3 separate regions of the Mus musculus genome follow, and regions 1 and 3 are each linked to region 2. A link is a loop called in an ENCODE intact Hi-C map of the cell type or tissue named here. Cell type or tissue: left cerebral cortex. All regions are shown on one strand. Region 1 overlaps 1700020N01Rik (RIKEN cDNA 1700020N01 gene). Region 2 holds the start of Sgk1 (serum/glucocorticoid regulated kinase 1). Region 3 has its middle 4.8 kb from the start of Gm5420.

Evidence for each region. A loop is a pair of places that touch in the nucleus more often than their neighbours do. Peaks named below come from ENCODE experiments on the same cell type or tissue, not always from the same donor. Only the 100,000 strongest peaks of a DNase experiment are listed, where the experiment ranks them.
Region 1: a loop joins it to region 2, with 2.4 times the contacts of the local background. A loop is called at or near these places in 3 of 42 quality-filtered maps.
Region 3: it touches region 2 in a loop (2.0-fold over the local background); 4 of 42 quality-filtered maps call a loop at or near these places.

Annotation. Positions count from the first base shown.
Region 1 is chr10:21,597,490-21,605,489 of GRCm38, forward strand. All of the region lies in intron 2 of 1700020N01Rik (RIKEN cDNA 1700020N01 gene), which reads left to right. Among named protein-coding and RNA genes, the nearest start is that of 1700020N01Rik, 8.3 kb to the left of the region's middle. In left cerebral cortex, a CTCF peak has its summit at 3,627 (motif pointing right); DNase peaks (open chromatin) are centred at 915, 3,662, 6,530, 7,256 and 1 more place; H3K27ac peaks cover 1,041 bases.
Region 2 is chr10:21,879,026-21,887,025 of GRCm38, forward strand. It overlaps Sgk1 (serum/glucocorticoid regulated kinase 1), which reads left to right and starts at 3,159. Exons shown (of 14, transcript NM_001161845.2): 1 at 3,159-3,682. The coding sequence starts at 3,614. It overlaps Gm46215 (a long non-coding RNA gene), which reads right to left and starts at 3,253. Exons shown (of 3, transcript XR_001779732.1): 1 at 3,168-3,253; 2 at 2,673-2,725. In left cerebral cortex, no CTCF peak of the experiment used is centred here; DNase peaks (open chromatin) are centred at 3,302 and 4,718; H3K4me3 peaks cover 4,363 bases; H3K27ac peaks cover 2,972 bases.
Region 3 is chr10:21,682,055-21,690,054 of GRCm38, forward strand. No RefSeq gene overlaps it. Among named protein-coding and RNA genes, the nearest start is that of Gm5420, 4.8 kb to the right of the region's middle. In left cerebral cortex, a CTCF peak has its summit at 3,598; DNase peaks (open chromatin) are centred at 2,435, 2,705, 3,230, 3,622 and 1 more place; H3K27ac peaks cover 2,064 bases.

The DNA of each region.
Region 1 (8,000 bases), 280 kb before region 2:
GTGTACTTTCATGCCCTGCATCCGCACTCGCCCCCATAACCTAAGCCTATAGAAAAGTTAGAGCCAGGATCTGCATGTGAGAACAGATCGTATTTGTCTTTTTGGCCATTAAGTGATTTGATACAATCTTAGTACTCCATTGAGAAGGGAGAAAACCCATATCCAGTTTCTTCTTCTGGAAGTAGCCCAAGAGAAGATTTTATTTATGGTCGATACACTCGTGAATAAAGAGGGGCTAATTGTAATATTTTATCTCCTCGATCATACTCATTACAGGTGGACTTGGACTCCCCTTCAGTATCGGTTACTTTCCTGTCACTGTGATAAAACACCTTGACCAAGGCCACTTAAAGAAAGAAGAGTTGGTTATGGGGTTGATTACAGTTCCAGAGGCATCACTATTAGGTTGGAGAAACTTGGCAGCAGGCAGCCATGGCAGGAGGAGCAGCCAGGAGCTCACATCTTGAACCACAAGAAGCAGAGAGAGCAAACTGGGGATGGTGAGAGGCTCTTAAACCTCAAAACCCTCTGCCCCCAGTGATGAACTTCCTTCTCCTTGACCACACCTCCTAAGCCTCCCCAAACACTCAGCACCTATTAGGGATCCAGTATTCAAATTCCCGAGATCATGAGGGCCTTCTCATTTAAGCCACCAGTGTTGGTTCTGCAGTTTGGAGAGGCTTAAGAAGTGTGACCAAAATGGGGGATGTTTGACCTTGGGGGTGGGCTTAAATAATGCACATTCCAGTTTAAACCTTCCTTAGCATGGACCTATTCTCGGTGCAATCTGCTGCACTGTTTTATAAGAGCATCCACGCTGAATACTGAATTTTGCGTAACTGCACAGAAGCTACGAGTTTGTGGTCATATCTGTACTTACATAAAAGCGAAAGCTCTCACTTCTGCTGCCGCTTGCTCCATCTGTCCAGCCAGGCTCTCTCCCTTCACCTCTCCTCAAGCCATTTTCTCCTCAGGTTCTTTACAAATGGTGCTGGACAATAGTGCTGGACCCTCAAATGGCCATTCTCTTCCAGTGTGTTCTCACCTCCACATGGGCGTTCCCTGGCTATGCTGTCATCTAATGCATAAAATGGGACACACACATGAGCATTATGTAGCAACAGTTATGTTGTTAAAGATAATTCAATAATATTTTGGTTTAGTCCAATATATCTAAAATAGTATTCTTTTCAGAGTTGAGTATGAAATTGTGTTCACGATAAGTGCACATGTGCATATGTGTGCCCAGTTGCATTCATGTGGATGCCGGAGGAGGGCACCACATGTCCTTTTGTACATCTTTCTGACTAGTTGAGCCAGTGTCTCTCACTGAATCTGAAGCTGCTTCAGCTAACAGTAAGTTCTAAGGACCTTCCTGTCTCTCCTCCCTGATACTGGGGTTGTAGGCTTGCACAGCCATGCTAGGCTTTTATTCGGATACACTGGATTCAAATTTAGGTCTTTGTGCTTGCATAGTAGACGTTCTTCTCCACTGAGCCATCCCCTGCCCTGTTAAAGCAACTATTAAGGAGGTACTTTGCATTCATTTGTTCTTCATAGTAAGTCTAACCATCTCTGAAAGCACACCTCCATTTGGACTAGTAATGGGGATTTTTTAGGTTGTATTGTGTGTAAATGTTTTGCCTGCATGTATTATGTCTACCATGTATGCATCTGGCACCTGCAGAGGTTTGAAGGGAGTGTCCCATCCCTGGAACTGGAGTTGTACACTGGTGTGACCTGCCATGTGGGTCCTGGAAGCCAAACCTGGATCCTCTGCAAAAACAAGTGTTCCTAACCACTGAGCCACCTCTCCAGCCCCACTCACATTTTAACTGTGTGAGGTACATGTGGCTGCTGACTACTGCATGAGACAGCACAGATATAAAACAACTATCTACTTTACTCACTCTGTCCAGCTACTTCAGCTACTCCAACTACTCTGGCTACTCCACTCCTATAACACTTGTTAGACTTTGGGATTATCCTGTTTATGTCTTTGCCAAATTCTCTTTGTTTGTTTGTTTCATTGGTTTTGATATGTTAAGTCCCAAAGACCAGGGGCTTCATTTTATTCTGTCATGGCCACAGAACTCAGTACACTGTCAATCAATCTTAAATATTTGGTAAAAGGACTTCAGTAAGAAATCATTGTGTTGTTAGACTAATGGGATTCGCATGTGGTTTCTGTTTCTCACCTTTCCTCCCTTCTGATATCTTCCATCTAGGGAGACTTACACAAGTACTGACTGTCTGTTTCCTTTCGTTTTTTCAAGCTCTATCATAAGTAGCCTGCGTTGTCTGGACCTTACAGAGTTTCCAGCATTGGTTGGAATTGGGTTGGTTTCTAGGGGAAGTACTCTCTGAGCTACCTTTGATGTTATCTCAAGTTCACATTCCACTTGCACCAAGCAAGAAGAAGACCTTCAAAGCAACCTTCTGGGATTTTTCCTGTCTTTCTTTTCCCCATTGGCCATTACAAAGGTAAACTGCCCATTGTTATGATTTCAGCCAATGGTCTGTGGTCAGTTGTGGGCCCTGCAAAACTACCAAAAGGCTGAGCATTTCCCTGCATTGCTGCTCTGGAGCAGCTCCGGGCTTGCTCTTAACCTCTGTGTGACAGTGCACAATGGGTTCAGATCTGTTTGTGCTCATTGCCTCCATTGTAAAAGGAAAAGCACACTAGAGTTTATGTCCAGTGTAGGAGTATAGAGAACGGAACCACAGACAGAGGCCCTCACACACAGTCAGGCAATGTGGTGGGTTGACCTACCATCTAATGTCTGTCCAAAGTGCAGACAGAGTGTTGGAGTAGAATTATGTTCTAAGTAGAATAGGAAAAGTAAGTGGGCTTTAGAAAGAATTCCTGCTCTTTCTATACTTAGAGAGGTTTACAGAAGTGTTTCCTGATTCACCCTGCCCTTCCTAACACCTCTTCTCTCCACACTCTGCTGATCTCTGAATTATACTGCATCCTAGCTCGGGAAACCTAGTAGACTGGATTGACTGAAAACCTAGTAGAAGGGTTGCTGCATTTAAGATTGGTCTGTTTTCAACTTAGAGTTCATTCATTCATTATGAGATAGACCTTTGTCCTCCTACTATGTGTAAGAATTGGAGATGAGAACAGAAAAAAAAAAACAAAACAAAAACAGTTTAATCATTCAGCTAGCCGTGATTGAGTGCCTTGAAGGAGAAGGTGGTTTCACAAGATTGAGTTGAGCCCCTTCTGTTAAAGGCCATATGGGAGAGAGGCTTTAGTGGGGGTGTGGGGTAAAGTTCTAAACAGTGGGAGAAGCAAATTTCAGCCTACTGAGGTGGGAAATAATCTAGCATAATCGAGAGACTATTAAACAGTGGCCCAGGCTGTACCCCAGGGGCCTCCCAGGTCAGTAAAAATGAATCAGAGCTTGTTTTATGCTTTTCTCCACGAAGGGGCTGAGAATTTACGGCCCTTAGTGATGTTCCGCCACTGTTTACCTGATACTTGGAGTTTAGCTTCTACATGGTGTGACAAGCCCATCGAAATTTTGACTTTCCCATGTGCCTTAGTGGTAGACCTATAAATCCCTTCACTTCTGTTTGGAAGTTCTCTGAGCCAAGTCACCTGCTTGCAATAGCAGGCTGTGGGCACTAGGGGGCAAGGGAACGTTTTCCTACATTTCTTTTGGTAAGCCAGTGAATGGTGACTGTCCATGGGCTTTGACCTTTGACCTTCACATTGAGTTAATGAGGGAGGTCATACCACATGTGCAGGCCATCGCTTTTCTCATCTTATTGAAGCATTACAAAACCAAGCCAGCAGATCTCTGAGATTACAGGTATGATTTAATGCTCTCTGAATTCAAGAAGCTGCCTCAATCGGGGGTCACTGAAGCCGTGGGGGTTCATGATAATGGTTTAGAAACATCAACAGAACATATTTCAAAGGACTTCTCAAAATCTTTAACTCTAGTCTCAGGGACTAAAAGGGACACATAGTCTAGAAAACAGGGTCTTCAGCAGCCTTCCAAGACTGTTCCCTGCTAGGATGGGGACTGGGAGCGGAACCAGAGAGATGCTGGAATCTTAACTGTGTTATTGGCAGGCCTAGGCCGTCTGAGTTGATAAACCATTACTAGGAACACAGTGAGATTTCCACTTGGAGTTAGGTGTTGCTGGGTTTTTGCTGCACTTCTGGAAGCTGTGTTTGCAACACATAATAAATAATGATACCTCTAGGGGAAACAGAAAAATAGACAAGGCTACTCATTACTGCAAATTGGTCATGGAGTGACTGGGTGGTGCAAACCTCACACCGGTCATATTACAGTGATTGCTGCAGACAGCAGTCCTATGCCAGTCACGAGGAAAATCAAATAATTAGCAGATGTCATCAGTGCCAATCTGTTGGTGTTTAAAAATGGACCGAGTGAATCAGCAAACTATTTAGGAAAGTAAGGCTGTGCCGATCATTCTGTCATGAGAAGCCTTGTGTGAACAATATGGCCTATGTGTCATTAGGGTACTTCAGCATGACCATGAGAAAGAAAATGGAGGCCTGTATATCCAGCATAACGACAAGAGCCAGCTATGTTTACAAGTACCACACTGCGCAGATGCCTTTAAACTTTCAAACAGTATTTAAAACAAATGACTAAGGCAATGTCTCACTGTGATTATTGTCACTGTCACCATTAAAAGCAAATGACACAGTTTAAAGTGAGACACAAGCTCTCCTCTCTAGATGCATTGATGATGGAATAGGAATAGGCGTGGACATAAGAAGTATGTAGATAGAGATGAAGTGACTACAGGCACAATAAAAATAGACGAGCATCACTTATGGAAATGGAATAGAGTAGCCGTAGGCCTAACACTGAGGGACTCTGTCTAAGCATCATTGCGTTTACACTTGAGAGCAGTCCTGTGTTGGCTTCCTATTATCCCATTCTCCTCATAGATGTAGGGGAGGAGACTTGGGAAAGTGGTCCCAGATGTGAAAACAAGTCTGCCATCTCTAGTGGGACACTATTCCTTCCAAGCACTTTGTCCCTGCACAGGTACCCTACATTTCTGCCGCAGTGTTTGCTTGTGTCTATGTAACAACACCGCATCTTCTAGGTGCATTTCTACTATTCTGATGTTACCATTTGTACCATTCCTAACAACACAAATGTAAACTCTGTTGTGTTTGAGGCCAATTCTGCATTCGGTTGTAATCCTAGCAAGTCCTTACCATGTACTATGAACTGTGCTAAACATCTCACATACCGTAGTTATGTAGGGTAAATGTTATTCCCATTTTACACATAAAGAAGCTGAGGCTTAAGAGAAACGAAGTGACTTTCAAATAGTAACAGATCTAGGGCACAATTAAACAAGACCCTGAACCTGGTCTGTCGGCACCCAAAGGGTCACATATTCCCATAAAGCTGTGCTGCTCAGGTGCTCTGCTGACCGCTAAGGGGCTTCATTCAACATGGGCTTCACCACCAGCTTCTCCATGGATAAGATAATTAGGACGAAAAGTAGGTCTGTGTCTCCCCACAGCGACCCGGATGGCATCTGAGTCAGTGTGCAAGGAAGAGATCTTTGTCATTTTTCCAATTATCTCTGCTTGGGGCTATGTTCCCTAGGGGCTCTCAGGCTATGGGAACTGGTGAGAAGTGTAAACTCAGTGAACTGAAGGAATGGTAGACTGTCCCCAGTGCGCACATGCTCCCAGGGAAAAGAGTGCTTCAAGCAACAACCGGGGTTTATTTTTCTTTTTTCTTTTATTGTATATTTTCTTTTACTTACATTTCAAATGTTATCACCTTTCCAGGTCTCCCCTCTGGAAACCCCTATCCCATCCACCCTGCCCTGCCTCTATAAGGGTGCTTCCCCCACCCCTGACCCCTGCCCACTCCTGCCTTCCCTCCCTGACATTCCCCTACACTGGGGCACCAAACCCCCTAGTCCCAAGGGCCTCTCCTCCCACTGATGTCCAACAAGGCCATCCTCTGCCACATATGTGGCTGGAGCCCTTTGGTTGATGGTCCTATTCCCGGGAGCTTGGGGCGTCTGGCCAGTTGACACTGCAACAACCGATTTTTTAAAGCTATCCTGTCGCAGTAGTGATGCTCAACTGTGTGAACTTTCCCAGGAGCAAGTGAGTAAAACCATGTACTCACCCCAAGTGGAGCACCAAGGACAAAGAAAGGAAACAACCGAGTATCACTGGACACTAGTGAGAGCACAGAGCAGTGGCTACTCACAGGAGAGGGGCGAGGTGACATAGGAGTGACTGTCCCACTGAAGAACTGTCTTCCTTCAAGCAGCCATCAGCTGCCTGTAAACCCCCTGGTAGGAATAGGGTCTCTTAAGCTCCACCCCTTCCCCTTCTGTGGTGGAACCTTAGTGGTCTCAACCTTGTGTCGTCCCCCTGTGGTAATTACAGTCCCAGAGGACAGTGGGCAGCCGTGTGCATAGGACAGCATTCCACAACATGGATAAATCGGGACAGGCGCAGGATAAGCAACGTGTTGGAATCTTAGTCCTCAGTAGAAAGAGGATGTAAAGGTGACTTATTTCACTCTCACTGCAGTGAGGAGAGTAAGACACAGACATCCACAGTTGCAGAGTTTCTGAGTGGCAAATGGGGTTGGAGGAGGGAAGGCCGATTCCCAGGTGCGTGTTCCTTCCACAACAAGCCGTTTCCTCCCTCGGGTGCAATTTAAAAGGAAAGCACAAACTACCTTCAGTGACCTGATTAGATAATTAAGTTTTGATATTTATTTATTTATTTATTTATTTATTTATTGGCTTTTCAAGATAGGGGTTTCTCTGTGTAACCTTGGCTCCCGACTCCTGGAATTAAAGACATGTGCTACCTTGTCTGCCATGTTTTGATTTTTTTTTAAATCCACTTTTTAATATAAGGCCACTTTCCAATTAAACATATCCTAGGAGCATGGACTCAGACACATCTTAGGGTTGTCTGACTTGGAGCATGAGTCTTGATGGATTATCAACAGACTGAGATCAGGGAAGGGCATAGCGTAAGGGAGGTGGTGGGAGAGCCAGAAGTGGGGGCAGTCCACTCTCACTCCGGCTCTTCATATTCTGGAAAGCCAGTAGGTCTTCTCCGTCTGCTCGGCTCACGAAGGGATTTAGTTCTCTTCACTGCCTTCCCCGCTAAGTGATCATAAAGAGACATTGATTGGCAGCTTGCTCCAGGCTTCCCACACAGCTACGTGGAACTCCCACCCATCCCTAAAATGAGCCTTGTATTTGATATGCCTTATTTTTTCACTGCAGTCTCCAATTTAGATATCTGGCAGTTCTTAAAGGACAGTGTCTGTGTTATTTTCCTTGTATAGCATCTAGCACTATGTCAATTATAAACACCGTGAAGGAAAAAATAACATGATACTGGCCCACAAGACAACGCAAGCATCAGAATTTACAGTTTTCATTTTTAAGGCCAGCATATAAACATGTAGCAGGGGAAATAGAAGAATGGGTGCCATATGGTTTCCCCCAATGTTTCTTCTAAAATTCAAAGTCCATGAACTGTGTCCCATAGCCAGTGGAGTCCACTGTGGTGGAGCCTGGGGCTGCTCAGCACTGCAGGCTGCAGAAGGCCTTTGGACCTGAAGCATTCACCCCGCAGCTGGATGGGGGAACTCCCTGGAGAAGAGCCAACTGGTATTTTTTGCTGAGGCTGTCAGTGACACAAGTTGTCACAAGTCTCTTCCCCTTTCTTCCCTGCTCTGTGGAAGACTGGCATGAATATTTCCTACCCCTATTCTCCTTCCCTACGGTTCCCCACTGCACAGGGCTCACTGCCATTCAGATGGCTGGCCTGGCAGGCCACCTGTGGAGGAGTGCCTCTGGCACTGAGCCTAGACATCGAGAGTAAGTTAGACTCAGGATTTTTGGATCCTGACTTCTGTCCTGATGTTTCCCAATCACACTCACTTGAACAGAGACAGATGGTTTGCAGCTAGCCCTGGGAGCAGAAGTTGTCTGGCTTT
Region 2 (8,000 bases):
AAGGCCAGAGACAACCTAGTGAGATACTGCCTCAAAACCAAGAAAGGAAAGGAAGGAGGTGGGAAATATAGCTCAACAGTAAAGGGTTTGTCTAGGATGCATGAAGTATCACATCTGATCTCCAACACTGCAAGACATAACAAAGAGATGCATAAAGATATACGTAAAACAAAAACTACCTTGTACTTCTTTTTAAAGCATTTGTATTGAGGCTACCAAGATAGATACTTAGGAAACAGAGGTGATAGTAGGCCTATGTCTTAGCTGTGAATAGACACTATGACCAAAGCAACTCTTATACGGACAATATTTAATTGGGGCTGACTTACAGGTTCAAAGGTTCAGTTTATTATCATCAAGGCAGGAGCATGGCAGCATCCAGGCAGAAGGAGCTGGGAGTTCTACATCTTCATCTGAAGGCTGCTAGCAGAATACTGGCTTCCAGGCAGCTAGGATGAGAGTCTTAAAGCCCATGCCCACAGTGACACATACTCCAACAAGGCCACACCTACTCGAACAAGGCCACACCTTCTAATAGTGCCACTTCCTGGGCCACACATATACAAACCTACAGCCTATCTGCTAATGGTCTCATTATGACAAGGAAAGTTCAAGAGGAAAGAGAGACCCTGCTGTCCCAAGAGAGCTAACTGTGTCCTGTAAACACTTTATTGTTGTTGTAATGACCAAACTATGGCCCTAAATTATGGATCCCTCTACCTTTTGTCACCTGCCTTTCCTTCCTATCCTGTCACCTGCAAAGGAGAATAGATCTAATGCTTAAGTACATGTGTACATACTTAGTCATGTTCTATTACTGTGAAGAGACACTATGACCAAGGCAAATACTATAAAAGATAATGTTTAATTGGGGGGCTTGCTCATGGTTTCTGAGGGGTGATCATCATGGCAGGGAGAGTGTCAGGTACTGAAGAAGTAACTGAGAGCTTTATAAACTGACATGACTTGAAAGCTGTGGGGGGTCGGGGGATGGGGGAGCAGGCCTGGAATGGGTTTTTGCAATCTCAAAGGCCACCCCTCAGTGACACAAGGCCACACCTCCTAGTCCTTTCCAAACAGTTCACCAACCGGGGGATAAGCATGCAGTTCTATGAGCCTCTGAAAGCCATTCTCATTCAAACCATGATATGTACATTGCTCCTGTGATACAAAGTATGCACCATTGCGCTCATGACCTTGTGTAAAGTCTAGCATAGGCTAGCTATGGCGTCAGCATCTGGAGGTGGCCTTTGGGGGACAGGAAGAATGAATTAGTCTTTAGTTTTGTCTTCGTCTCCTTCCCTTATAGACTCCATGAGACATTTCTCTTCACCTTAGGTCAATGGAGAATCTGCCAAAGCAAGTCTGTGTGGTAGAACAACAGGAAATCCAACTGAGGGCCCCAGAATCACCCGCTTCCCTGGGTTATTTAAAATATATATATTTATCACCCACATTCAATAAATGGCTGTTATAACACTTTGTGAGGAACAGTGAAGAAAGGAACAGGAAAGAGATTGAATGGCTTTCACTGTTTTCTAATGAAACTTACTGAGGTATAATTTTACTGTGCAAAACAAATTCTTTTTCGTTTCATGATGAAGTTTGGTTCTTACTGTAGTCATTACCATAATCCCGATGGGGAACATTTCTTTCATCTTAGAATAATTCTCTTTGAGTTCTCTCTGGTGATTTTAGATGGCCCCTTTAGGAAAATCACGGCCTACTGAAGCTGTAGATTACATAATGTATCCTTGTGTCTTGTACAACTTCATCCATATCTCACCTCATAGAAACTCATACTCTAAAGGAACTCAGGCACCTCTTCCCCAGTTAATCCACGTTTCCCATATAAATGGTGTAACAATGTGGGTTTTGTTGTTGTTATTGTTCTGTTTGGGTGTTGTTTCTGGCTAGGATCCCATGAATTCTAGTCTGGCCTCAAACTCTGAGGATAAGCTTGCATTTCTGATCCTCCTACCTTTAACCTCCCAACTGCAGGGGTTCTAATCCCATGTTGCCACAGTGTCTGTCGCTGTTTTGTTTTTTCTTTTGTTTGTTTGCTTGTTTTGTGGTCCTGAGGATTAAACTCATGGTTTCATGCAAGCACTCAATCAACAATTATTTTTAAGGATAGTTCTAGTGTATTTCCTACCAGTGAACGCTTACTGGTTTTGGATTTGAATGCTATATTTGAATAGAATGAGATGTCAAACAAGTGATTGAGTGGCTGAATTAATGAATGAGTGAATGAATGAGTGAGTGAGTGAGTGATCGTGTATGTCTATCTCATAGACCAAAGTACAGCCGGAGGTGAAGTAGCTGATCAAAACCACATGCTAACAGGGACCCCAAACCTTTTTGCTATAAATCCTATTTAAAAAACAAAACAAAACTCATAAAATATCAGCATCAAAGAGCACAAGTGGAAACGAGCTACGCATAATTAAATGTTTTTGTTAAATGAATTCACTTTGCAGAGGTTCAGGATAAGTTGGGGCATGTAAAAAGACTCGTCCTTGCTTCCTGTGACTCCCTTAGCATTGAATGGATTCAGCACGAATTTTTGGTGAAGGTCTGGGCAAGGTTCTGCCTATTGGTTTTGCACACTTTGTTTCTGTTCATTGATTTTCTCTTACTGCCGGCTTCTCTGTTGAAAAGGGTGGGCTTACCTCCCCAGTTGTTCCTTCTAATGTCACAGCGGAAGGAAGGGCATCCGAGGACCCTACAGAGTAAGAGACCATTCACTGCTACACATGTGTAGGCACATTATTTTATTTTTCAAGGTTTCATAGGGCAGGAACACGTTTGATGCCCCCCACCCCCTGCCTCCGGGGCTTGGTATCAGAACCGGAATCTGAAGAACTTCATTGAGAATTACATTATTGGGTCTGCATTTTACTCTGGTTACCACATTGTTGCAAAGAAAAACCAATTCAAAGAACCCTCCCAAGGGAATCCGTTGTTCTGTGTTTTCTGTGTCTCCTGACCATCCTCTGATCTTACTCACATATGCATGCATGCATCCTTGCTCCTTCCTGCCTTGCTTTCTCTTTCCATTTACCTTTCTGAGGAGGCTCTCTCCCTTCCTCCTTCCCTCCCTCCGGCTTCAGCTCTTTCTTACTCCTTCCCCCAGCTGCTTAACTACAGCTCCCACTGGAACCTACACAATCAAAAACAGCTCTCCTCCAGCAGCCTCCAGCAGCGCATCACCTGGAGCAGAGCGAGTCGCTCGCTCCCCGCTCAGCCCGGGAGCAGCTCGGTAGCTGGGGGCGGGGACGGTACCCTGCTCTCGCCTGAGCGCCCGCCAGAGCATCTCTGGATAGATTTGCTGTATCCCGCCATCCGGCCCCGGGGTCCTGTTGTGGTGATGCTTACGTTTCAAAGCAATGATGGAAAGAGAAAAGCCATTGCCAGTGGCCTCTGAAAGTGGGGCGAGTTACTGCAGTCGCTGCCGCAGCAGGATGAGCGAGTGAAAAACTGAGCCCCGTTAGCCTCTCCATCCCGTTCGGTCTTCATTCACCGTCTCCAGGAAGGCGGATCGGGATACAGATGCAGTAAACCAAGCCGGTGCCACCCTGGATCTATAACTGTGAAGTCCCTTCTGTGGAAGATGGTAAACAAAGACATGAATGGATTCCCGGTCAAGAAATGCTCAGCGTTCCAATTTTTTAAGAAACGGGTAAGCCCAGGTTGTGGTTGTTGCTTTTGTTTTCTACGCTGCTTCTCTCAAATGCTTTTGGAGGCTTGCCTAGGGTAAGCCTCGGGTTTTGTTACTGAGCCCTTCGTGAAAGCAGAGCTTCTGGTGTCAGTGGTCAAGGTGAGCGCTGGCCCTGCTGAGATTCATATTTGTTGGGGGGTGGGTAGGGGAGATGTTGATGGAAAGGGGGGGCTCAGAGGAGTTGCATTGGAAGAAGGGGGTTGGGCCGAGATGCCTTCAAATGGGTTTAAGATGGGAACTGAGATTTCTCAATCAAAGCCATGCCCAGGATTACAAGGCAGTTTCAAAGACAGCTGGCCCGAGTGCAGTTAATAAGAAGCAATTTAGTCTGGGCTAATTAAGTAGCTCTCTCGCTCTTATCTTTGAAGGGTTCAACTTTGCCACACCTTCCCTCCGTCTCAAGGGCTGCTGCATTTTCGTCTTCAATTGTTAGAAGCAGCTTTGGCTCCTCAAATCCATTCTGCCACTATCTCTATCTTTGGGGTAAACAGGAAAGGACCAGAGTGACCTTTGACAGAAATGATGGACTCCCAACATCTCAAACCCTCTATTTCAAGTTGCCTCAATTTTGCCTAGCACACGTGCCCTTACCAAAAGAATAAGGGATAGCCTGTTTTATAGCCCAAACTATGATTGGGGGGGGGGGCGTGCGGGGAGGGTTCTGCTGCTATGTACATTTGCTGTATACATTTGTTTAAATTCCTTTCATTCATAATGTTAGTAATGTCATAGGGCTGTAAATGAATAGACCTTTCTCTGTTTCACAGATAAACTCAGTTCATTGCAATGGCCACACTGGAGGTCTGTGGCTCTGCAAATTTATACATGAGTGGGGACTCAGAAATGAGTGGTTGTTGGAAGACTGATCATTGACATCCTTATGGGGAGTGTCTCTTAAGCAATAGGAGGCTCCTGTAGCCCCAGTTGTGCCGTCCTATTTAGTGCCCGGGGCGGTCCTATCCAGCTGCTTCCTTCCATTCATTCACCCTTCCCTTCATTCAGGCCGCGTCTGTGTGTGCCGAAAAGGCAACAGAACGTAATGAATTACAGGCTGGGCTGGACGGCCTCCTAGCACTGAAGGGTCAAGCTGGAAAGGCAGGTCTGCAAACCAGCAGTCTGCAAGCGCCAGCAGGAGCTCTCTCACATCCTGGCTTAGAGATCCCCAAATCTATGGCCAAATGCAAACGATACGCACTAAATCTGAGTAACGCTAACTCCTGCAGCCAGTGTCAGTTGAGAGGTCTTTCCCCAGTAGAGTCTGCAAGTCAGCCCAGCTTCTTGGTCCTCCCGCACTACTAAGGTCTCCCCTGTAGTCAAAAGATACTTTTCCAAGGGAAGCACCCTTTTATTTAGTCCTTAAATTCTTTACTTCCTTCTAACTAACTAGCCAAAGTTTGCTGTTTTTTTTTTTTTTTTTTTTTTTTTTCTCTAGCTACATTGACCAAGCTGTCTTGAATGCCTGGGCTGAAATGATCCTCCTGCCTCAGTTTCTTGTGTATTGGAACTATAGGTTTAGGCTTATGAGCTTATGCCTATCTTAACTAATTTATTTGGTGCTATTAAGGGTATTTTGTTTTACAGTGCTGGGCCTCAAGCATGCAAGTCACCCCTCCCCCACAAGCCCCATCCCCAAACAGTGAACTACGTTCACAGTCCCTGGGGAGTTTAGAACCCTTTCAGCTATATATTGTCAGTCAACCAAGTGTCAGTTACATACTGTTTATTTATTATAATAGTTTCTTATTTTCTTTGCCATCAAAATATACTACTAGAAATCCCAGCTTGACATCTGGTTGCATTTTGCTTACGAGCATAATTTACCAGTGTGTTTCAGCCAGTGTTTCTGCAGACCTTGGGTTTTGGAAAGAGTGAGACAGGGTACAGATGTCTTCTCAAAAACTGCAGGGAGAAAGAGATTTACACCATGAGGTCCAGCAGGCCATTTCACTGGGTTCAGTCTGCTGGAGATTGGGTCTGACATCTCCCTGCCCCCCCTCTGCTCTCCTTGCCCCTCAAGGACAGTAGAATGTGACATGTGTCACGTCATTGACAGCCCTGGGGAGAAATTCCTTGATTCCTGTCTACTTTGTTTTATTACACATCCGATTTATTCTGTATTCTAAATGCTCTCTGCTTGTACTCTGACCTTGCCTTGGCTTTTTCTAGTTTGGGTGTTTTTGTTTGACTGATTTGAGACGGGGTCTCTTTCTTCTAAACCCGATTAGCTTCCAACAGCTCATGGCGTAGCTGAGGCTGACCTTGAACTCCTGATCATTGAGGGCCTGTGACTCCTAGGTGCTGGGATCCCAGCCATGCTCCAGCATACATGGTTTTAAATGTATTATTATTGTTATTACACAGGTAATAGGAAAATAAATGTGTACAGTTAGAAGACAGTAGAGAAGTTTAGCTCACCTTTTCTGGAACTCTTCCTTCCCTCCTCATGTTGTCATGGATGCTAATACTTTGCTGAACTGCTCTATGTGCCTTACATACAAATTCATATTCTATAATGTCTTTGTTTTTGGCCAAGAATAATCCATTTCCTTATGTTCTATTGAAGTTCCACACATTTCTGCATATCTTAGTTTTAGCCCAGCTAGACAGTCCTACAAAGTAAACCTTTGTCTAATGCCCACATTGAGCTGTGAACAGAACTGGATTCTGGGGAGGTGGGGAGGGCTGTGCACACACACTCACCAAAGAAACAACTGAGTCCTGAACACAATTTTTTGATTGTAAAACACTAAAAGACGGCTTCCTACATTTCTCAGCTATCCAGAGGGAATCCAGTGAGCCACCAGAAGGGACTATAGCTAATGTGCTCCCATGGTGGCCCACCAGGAGCCGTATTCATTCTGACTGTGTTTTAAATCTCATGGACCAAGCAGTTTCTGCAGATTATTTCATTTATTCCTCATAGCAACCCAACAAAAGAAAAATGATTCTCTGTGCAAAGTGTAATGTAGAGAGACTGAACAATTAATTGGTTAATGTCAGTTTGTTTGTCTAAAGATCAAGTGTGGTTTTTGTTGTCGTTGTTGTTGTTGTTGTTGTCTAGGCTGGCCTCAACTCCTGCCCTCTTGACTCCACCTCATAAGTGCTAAGATTGTATGCTGAGGGTACCATCATGCCCAGTTCCAAATTGGATGTTTTGTCTCATATCATCCCCCTCTCCTCTTTCTTCGTTTCATGTCAGACTCTCCTCCACCCCCATGTGAAATAGGTATGTCACTACTCAATATCTGAAGCCCAGCCTCAGGAGGCAACCTTCTCCTAGCTCTCCGGACTCCCCTCAGTAGCAGCAGTCACTGGAGACAGCGCTGCTGACTGGAGGAGCAATGTCTAAGCAAAGCTAGGTCTGATGCTTTCCCCACAATCCTCTGGACTAATGCCTTTCTCTCTGATGTTTTAAAAGCTTGACTAATTTCACTTAGCTTACAATTGCTAAGCTAAACTAGGTAAGACTTTCTTTCATTCTATGTGTTAATGACAAATTGGTGCTAGATGTATACAGGTTATATTTTATTCTGAGAGCCTACAAAATTCAGTTAAGATGAATGGAAAAATTATTATTCTCAGTTTTTATGTGAAAATCTGAGAGCTGGAGAATATATCAATTATGATAAAGGTTATCCCTTTCCGAGGTGTTAAAGATTCCTCCCTGACGTGGATTCCTGCAGAATGACCCAGAAAACACAAATAAATGATATTGCCTTGAATTTGATAATCCTTAGTGGAAATACACCAAGTATGTGAACGAAATCTGATAACAGCCATGCTGCTATTATTACCTTTTATCAAATTTCAAAGGTATTTGACAGATAGAATTTCAGATTTGGAACCAGGAGCCAGGAGCTATAGTCCTAGTATTTGGGAGGCCAAAGTGTGTAGAATTGCCTTATAACCTACATAATAAGACCCTTCCTCAAAGAAAACACACACACACACACACATACACACACAGGCACACACACACACATACACACAACACATACATATCACACACACACACCACATACCACACACATAAACACACCTCACACATATCACACACACACACACCACATACCACACACATACACACCTCACACATATCACACACACACACACACACCACACCACACACACACACACACACACACACACATGCCACACATACACACACACACACATGCCACACATACACACACACACACCACCCATACAAACACACACACACTCACACACACACACACACACACACCACATACCACACACACATACCACACACACACAC
Region 3 (8,000 bases), 200 kb before region 2:
GGAGAAGGACCCTACACACACACACACACACACACACACACACACACACACCACACACACACACACACACACTCAGACCTGGCTGGAGAGTTCTATAAGCTTACAGAGGACCATCCAGAGGATGGTAGGTTGTTGCAGGCCTATCTGCTACCTCATGCAAGAAATGGCCAAGCAGTGAAAGGGCAGCATTCAGAGCTCTAAAATAACTGCAGCTTGCTTCTGCCTCCAGCTCTTGCCCAAGATTCACACTTGTGGCCCCACCTACCCAAAATACAAAGGAAAGGGAGTCCTAGGAGACAGAATTCAGCCTAGTCATGTCTGCTCACTAAACAGCCGTACCTTCCAGTCTGAACTCTCCTACCCCTCCTGTGTCACATTCAGTTTCCACGTTAAGGTTGTGCACTGTCCCCTCCCACCATGATGTATCTCCCAAGTACAACCAAAATCACACTTACCTTTCCTCCAGAAGAAACTCTAAGGCTCTTTTTCTTGACTTTGGAAGATGTTACCCTGTTGCCCAGGTGGCATGCACATCCCCTTTGGTACTCTATCCTATACATATTAAGTTACTACTCATCACATGGCAAGGAGATGTGAGAGAAGACATACAAAGGTAACAGATGAGACATTTATACTTGTATAATTACATATACATAGATAACCGTAACAAAATGAAATAGAAAGGCCCATAATTATTACTTATGTCTGCATGATCACATGGCCACAGATGAACAGTTATAGTCACCTTTTCCCATCTCCCTCCCTCTGATTGCCTGAGTTGGTTGTGGATTCTTGTTTAATGGTGTGGACCGAATCTTTTTTTCTCAAAGGCTCGGGGTCATTAGCAGTTCTGCTAATTGAGTAAGTGGTTTCCCATTGCCTTTAATTACAGTTAAGAGAAGACTGGGAGCAACCTCTAAGATCTTTAGCTCTTTCGCACATGCATGCCTTTGCTCTCTCATGCAGAAACAGTTTCCTTACAAATCAATTCCTTTTCGTCTGTGGGTTAGATGTCATGAGTCAAGAAGCTGGGCGGCAGTCTACTTCAATCAACTCATAGCATGGTTTGAATTGAAGCCTTCCTCTTTCTGAAACTAGTATCCATGGACACTGAGAGCCCAATGCCTCAGGAATTGGACGGATGAGATGTGCTCAGTAGATCACTAGTAGTAATAGTGAGATGTTATTTCCTGACTCCTAAATCCTACTACAGGAGAAACTGAAATATGAATTATATGCTGACCTAGGTGGAACTTTGCATCTAAAGAACAGTAAGTGGGCCTTCAAAAGAATAGTCTGTCCGTCTATTAAGCCAATGAAGACCACAGTAAGATCAATAGCTGGCATGCATGCAGCCACTTCTGTGCCCCCTTTGCCATGGAAGAAGTCTCAATCACGAGTGACACTGTGTGAAATCCGTTACGGTTCTGGTTTGGGGGTGGGAAGGGGTTAGCAGAAATACTGCGGGTGTAGGAGTCAAATGCCTATTCACAGTGAGTCTCTATTCTAGGAAGAGAAAATATGCGTCTCTTCCATGAGGAAAATGATGTGGTGTCAATTAATCTGCTAATGGATGTCTTGCTAGGAACTGGGTGTGGTGCCAAGTCAAGGTCTTGTTGGCTATTTGAAGACTAAGCACACAGCAAATCCCTTTCCAGCTTTTTTTTTTCTTTCTTTTTTTTTCAGAGCAAAGATTATGGTGTGCTCATCAGAGAAGGCACCAAGAAGATGAAGGAGAAGCTAAGGGGAGACAGGTCAGCTTCAAGCCAAGGACCTGCCTCACAGTGGAGAGGCCGGCCAGCAGAAGAGCATGAGGGAGCTAAATGCGTTAGTGTTTCATGTCTCCCTCGCCTTCCATCATTAAAGCCTTTCTTGACAGTTCTCCCTACTCAGAAACATGAAGGAATTGTCAGAAATCTGGTTTAGCTTAAGCACCACACACACACAACTTGGGGTAGATTATTTGAGGATAGAAACCTGTTTGAGATAAAGGAAAGCAGCCCTTGTGCCCAGGAATTCTCATCAATTTTCCTTAAGAACCTGAAAGGTTTTTTTCTTCTTACCTACAAAGCATTGATTCTATAGTGTGTGTGTGTGTGTGTGTGTGTGTGTGTGTGTGTATGTCCCACACTGGGGAGATTATCAAAAGAGATGTTTTTGGAAACATGCTACTTCTTAATAAATAAATATTTAACACTATGAAAATATATTCACAGTAGGAGTGTATTATTTATCAACCAATTCCTAGTGAGACTAAATTTTGTTTAGCTTTAAGATTTCTTTCTCTTTTTTTTTTTATACTGTTCAAAGAATTTGAATTTGCTTTAAAGTGTAAAAATGTGCTGCAGGCAGAAGGCAGTGTGAAATGTTCTTGCATGATAATGAAGAGAAAAACTCAAAAACTTGCTCTCCAGCTCGCCTGTGCCGATGCTCTGAGGTAAATGACTGCAGGGCTTTCAGAATCCACCGTCCTGGGACCGCCCTTTCCTAGGCAAAGCATCCTCCTCCTTCATGCAGTCAGAGGCATTTCCCTTTTGTTTCTGGTCCATTCTCTCAGAGAAAACTGACAACCACCGATAGATAACCTCTTTATTCACCAATTTCCTTAGAAAATGATAAGAAGGGGGTCCTGTCTAGGAAGACAGAGGTGAGTGTATGTGCCAAGCTCCAGCGGGATCGGAAGAGAATTCACCATGGAGGACAGCTACCAGGAAAGCAGCCATGTCTGAGACTGATGGGAGGGTGGTGCTCAGATCAGCCCTTCCTATCTCAGACCCACACATGATTTCCCGATGAAGACATTTGTCCACCCAGCATCGCTGGTGTCTCTAACCATTCCTACCACAGAACAACAGCTGTCAACACCTGCCCCAGACACAGAAGCCAGGAGAGACTGCAAGTGGGAAAGGGACTGCAATACAAAAACAACTCTGTCCTCTTAGGGACAAAATTGCTCCTATCCATTGCTGACTATGTATCATCTTTGACAAGGACTTAACTATGTAACTTCTAATGAATATGATCACTTAATTAAGGAAGCAAGTTGTCACGTGGCTCTTCAGACACCTGGTTCTATGCCAAAAGGAGTCTGGTGGCTTTTCTTTACTAGGGCATTTGAAGTTTAAAATTTCAAATGAGGTTGATGTGGAGAATCAGTGCATGTTAGGGTCACAATAGACAAAGACCTGAATGACTGGACAAAGGAGGGAGGGGCATAAGAGAACGGAAAATTTTAGGGGACTTTTCCACTCATGGGCAGCATACACCCTCATGCAAACAAAGCCTTGAGGCTAAGACCATATTTTTTTTTTAAAGTGATGAAAGATTTGCTAAGGCCTGGGAGGGGGTGAACAATGGCTCTTTTTTAAAATCCTCCAAAATTCAGTCCGACATGCTAGCAGTTGCAGGGGAAAGCCTTTTGTTTCTGTTTCCAAAATGTGAGTTTCCTTCCTGGAGCCCAGAAAGTTTGAGCTGCTGTCTGTCAGAGGCCAGAGAGCTTAACTGTCAGCCTCTCTGCCCTGACATCTGTCCTTGTCCTGAGTCCCTCACGCTGTTAACCAGCCACCTCTGACAGGAGACACTTGGCTCCGCTAGTCAGAGAGAAGCCACCAGGCGGGTTCTGGAACTCTTAGTTTGCTGGGTGTCGCTCAGTAGCAGCCTCCAGTGAGCTGCTCTCCACGGTGGTCTGTACCCGAGTGGGGATGACAAGGACTCCTGACCACACGAGTCTTTGCCACCTGTGTCTTCTTCCCTTCTTCCTCCACGGATTGTTAGAACCACTTAAAAGCAAAACACCAAAAAAAATACCCCTGGTATCTTTAGCTGCTCCAGCTCACTGTGTTCAGATGCAGTTGCTAAGCTCTGTTGGATAAAACTTAGTACTTAGAGAAAAGTCCACACGGAGTTTTGTTGTGGTGGTGGTGTATTGTGTTGTGTGTTTAATTCAGCTGTGGATAATAGAACAGGTTGCCTTTTAAAAAATGCTGTACCCCATCTCCTCCTCCTTTCTCTATCTGACTTCCAACTGCCAGCCAGTCTGGGAACAGCTCGAAGCTCACTGTGGTCATATGCTATACTGTACTTTGGTGCTTAACAACCTTCATCGAGCTGTCACAAACGGATGATCTCATCGGTCCTCAGATGACCCTGAGATGTGGATAGGGTTGCTGGATTCTTTATCACGGGTTCCCACATGAAGAAAGGAGAGTAAATAAATTATATAACACAGCCAAGGTCACTGTGGCAGTGGTGCAACTGGATTCCAACAGAAGCATTCAACTTCCGGGCTGGCCCCCTGGTTTGTTTACCTTTCCACCTTTGTCGATGGGGCCGATCCAACCCTGTTCAGGAAGGTTATGTGCCTCCTTTGAATTCACCGTTTCTCATGGTAAAGGTTAGCAAGAGTGTAGCCACAGTTCTCTGGTCTCAGTACCTACACACATTTGAGAGGTGACAATTTTTTCTGTTTCTATGTTCTGTTTTCATGCTGGCTTATTATTGTCTTTCCTAGCAGGGATTTTCTATTTAAAAGTCATAATGGGAGCAATTTCTTTTATCTCCTTATTTTCTCTCTTCTGTGTTTTCCCTTCCTTTGTCTTTCTTCTCACACTTCCTCTTTGCTTCCTTTTTCTCTCTGCCTGCCTTTTTCCTGCTTCGTGTGTGTGTGTGTGTGTGTGTGTGTGTGTGTGTGTGTGTGTGAGAACATCTCTATGTGAGTATGTGTTATGTGTGTGAGTGTGTGTATGTGTGTATGTGTGTCCGAGTGTCTATGTGAGAATGTATATGTGACTGTGTGTGAGTTGTGTGTATGTGAGTGTATGTGAGTGAGCATGTGAGTGGGTGTGTGAGTTTGTGTGTGTGTGTTGTGTAATTGTGTGTGAGTAAGTGAGTGGGTTGTGACTCTGTGTGTGTGTGTGTGTGCTGCTAATTATGTACTATAATTTCTGGCTAAGGTATAAGTGTTGAGGCCATACGATTTCACAGGCTGTTATTTTGTCAGTGAATTTTTTTAAGTAATAATTTTCTACATGAGTGAAGAGTAGACAATATTTACACTAATCAAAGAACACATATGGTTAAAAAAAATGAAGACAATATAACTTGCAGATTTCTTCAATGGGCAGTGCCACTTGTTCCTTGTCTTCTCAAATGAAGAATTCCATGGAGGGACACGGGCAGTTTAACCACAGGTAGATTTAGCAAAGCAAAGAGGGATGGAGTGGGCTGTTCCAAAGGGGCTTAGAAGGCTGGTGGATTCTGTATGCTGATTTAAGAGGAACGTATGAATATTTATGGATGGATGGCATATTTATGAAGGCGAGGCCAACTTTCTCCTGTCCAAGTTAGGGTAGACTAGATCTCTTATCTAGGGTATTTCTTTTGTAATTCTCTTTAGATATCTATGGGAGGTGGTGGGTGTGGGCCGGTGTTTCAAAGGCATGTAGAGGTGATTGCATAATACAGTCAGTCACAGAATGTGTCATATTGATGGTGTTTGTTGATAAGTCATGTATGGCAGGTTGTTGGCTCGCCTTCCCCCCCCCCAAAAAAAAAAACAATAATAAGAGAGAAGAGATAAGGGGCATTGCAGTGTTGTTTCTCTTTTTATGCTTGTCAGGTTGGGTGCCAGAGGTGAAGCGGGTGGTTAGATAGCAGCTGCACCCTAGAAGCCATGGGTCATGTGATCCGAGCGCAGCTACATACACCAATCATTTCTACTTCTGTACTTTTATCAACGGAATTACAGCAACCTATGTTTTCAGTAAACTTTAACTGCGGGTTTCATTTCACATTTTAAAAATCGTTATTAAAGCATCAGCCTGCTGAAATGATTACACAAGCCTAGAACGGTGCTTCGGGGAGGAGAGATGCGGCTTCTCCGCAGGAGCGAGCAGGGTTTTCAAAGGAAGAGTGGAGGGGAAAGGGCATCGGGGTTTCTTCCACTTTAATATGAAAATCATGAGCATTCATAGGAGTGCTGTCGACTACCTATTAGAAAATGCATGCAGCATGAATAATCTACAGAGCTGACTGCTTTACAGAGATGCTTTTAAAAAAAGAGGGGTTGCTTTTTGCGACCCAGGAGATTTTTGTTGTTTTGTTTTACACCCCAGGTTGTTCTAGAGGGGAGGGGAGTATATGCTTACTATTCAGAAATGAGCCCTCACTGTGAAGTTGGCAAGAGAAAGGAAAAGCCTAAGAAGGGTATTCTGCTCCACTCTGAGTTTCTTTCCCTTTTGGGGCAATAATGGATGGAATGGTTGTCAATACTCCTGAAAATGGAATTTGTTTAAAAGGACTTTAAATGTTATGTTTCTCCCTTAAGGCTGAGTAACAAAGTGTCACTGTGCGAAGTCTTCAAGCTTCCCTGAATGAATAAGGAAATAGATCAGACCACAGAAACTGAGAAATGTCCTGTAGAGTCATTTCGATGACAATTTTATTTTTGAAGCTGGTCATTTAGTACACCCAAGCACGAAAGCTAACAGTGATGAGCAACAGAATTGTCACCGTTAAGCTCATTTTATGTCCAGTAGAACTGGGTTAAAAAACCAAGGACTGTGCTGTCGTCCAAAGCTTGAGCTGTGCACAGGGTTCTGTGAAGGGTCTTGCTCAACTGTCCTGCACGGGAACCTGAGGCTGTTAGCGGTGTCCTTGTGAGTTTTAGCTAGTAGACTCAGGGTGAGGGATGGTGAGTCTAGGACGTAACTGAAACTCTCTGCTCACAAGCCGGAACTGGCAGTTTGTAAAAACAAACTTCTGAAAGGAGTGCAGATGAATGTCATGGCAAGTCAAACTGAACTTGGTGTGATAAACTGAACCCTATATGCCTATAAGAACAAGGAGTTCCAAGGCAAGATATGCCAGGCTTTGAAAAGTCCTCAAACAGAGAGCACAGCATTTGTATCGGACATTTCCTTTCCTCAACTGCTTGCGTGTCTATTTCAATATTAATTTGAATGTGTTTTCTTCAAAACAGAGTAATTGTCTCCAAGTTTTAAAAAAAAAAGTGTGACCATCAAGACTATAAATGCATTGTACTTAGTGGGTTGTTCTAAACAGCAACTCGGTCTCAAAAACAGCCTGGAGCACAAACTTAGGTTGCAAACAAATAACATAGGTATACCGTTTCACCTGTATAATGACAGCAGGTAATGGTAAAAAGCCCATCTTCAGGACCCCATGCATGGCGTATAGCCATGAGGAAAACAATCTATTAGGAAGCTAGAAAACTGGGTTTGCATTCTTCTAACAAGCTAGAGTAGAGAAAGACAGGGAAGTGTGTCTATGCAGTGTCAGAGGACATTACAAGTACTGAGTCGTGGCTACTCTGGTAGAAAGTGTACAAGCCTACGCCCTTATATAACTTGTTAAATTGAATATTAATGGTAGAAGTACTCCTTTAAATGTATGGTTTGTGATTTGAGTTGTTTTAAAAGAAAAGAATCAATTTCTCTGATTTTCTTTCATTTCTTGAAATCTGAACACACATGGGGGATGGGCTTTCGCCAGAGGCGAGTGTGAAGACACTAAAGGGGCAGATTTGCAGGCAAGACGACTACATAAGGGAAAGTAAAATTCAGGGGAAAGTCCTTGGTTGAATGGCTTGTTTCAAGTTGAATGACTGTGGATGCAGCCCAACAGTCAAGGCAGTTTACCATCTGAGCCTAATCCTCCTGCACAATACATCTATCCGATCTTCCCCCATGAAGCCCCTTTCTTATCACCTATGACTCCCCTGTGACCTTCTATTTCCTACCTTTGTGCTGTGGTTATCTGCTTCCTCTAACCTGTACTTTCCTAGGTCTCTCTGATCAACCTCCACAGTTCGACCTCTTCTGAGAAGCCACCACGATAACCTCAATCCGATAGGTCCTGGCCCTTTCCTGAACTCAACAACAGCCAGATTCTGGAAGCCGTTAGCCTGTGCCCCTGATAACACCCACATCTTTGCCACCAAGATCTCCTTCCTCCTATTCGCAGAGCTTGACATATTTCTT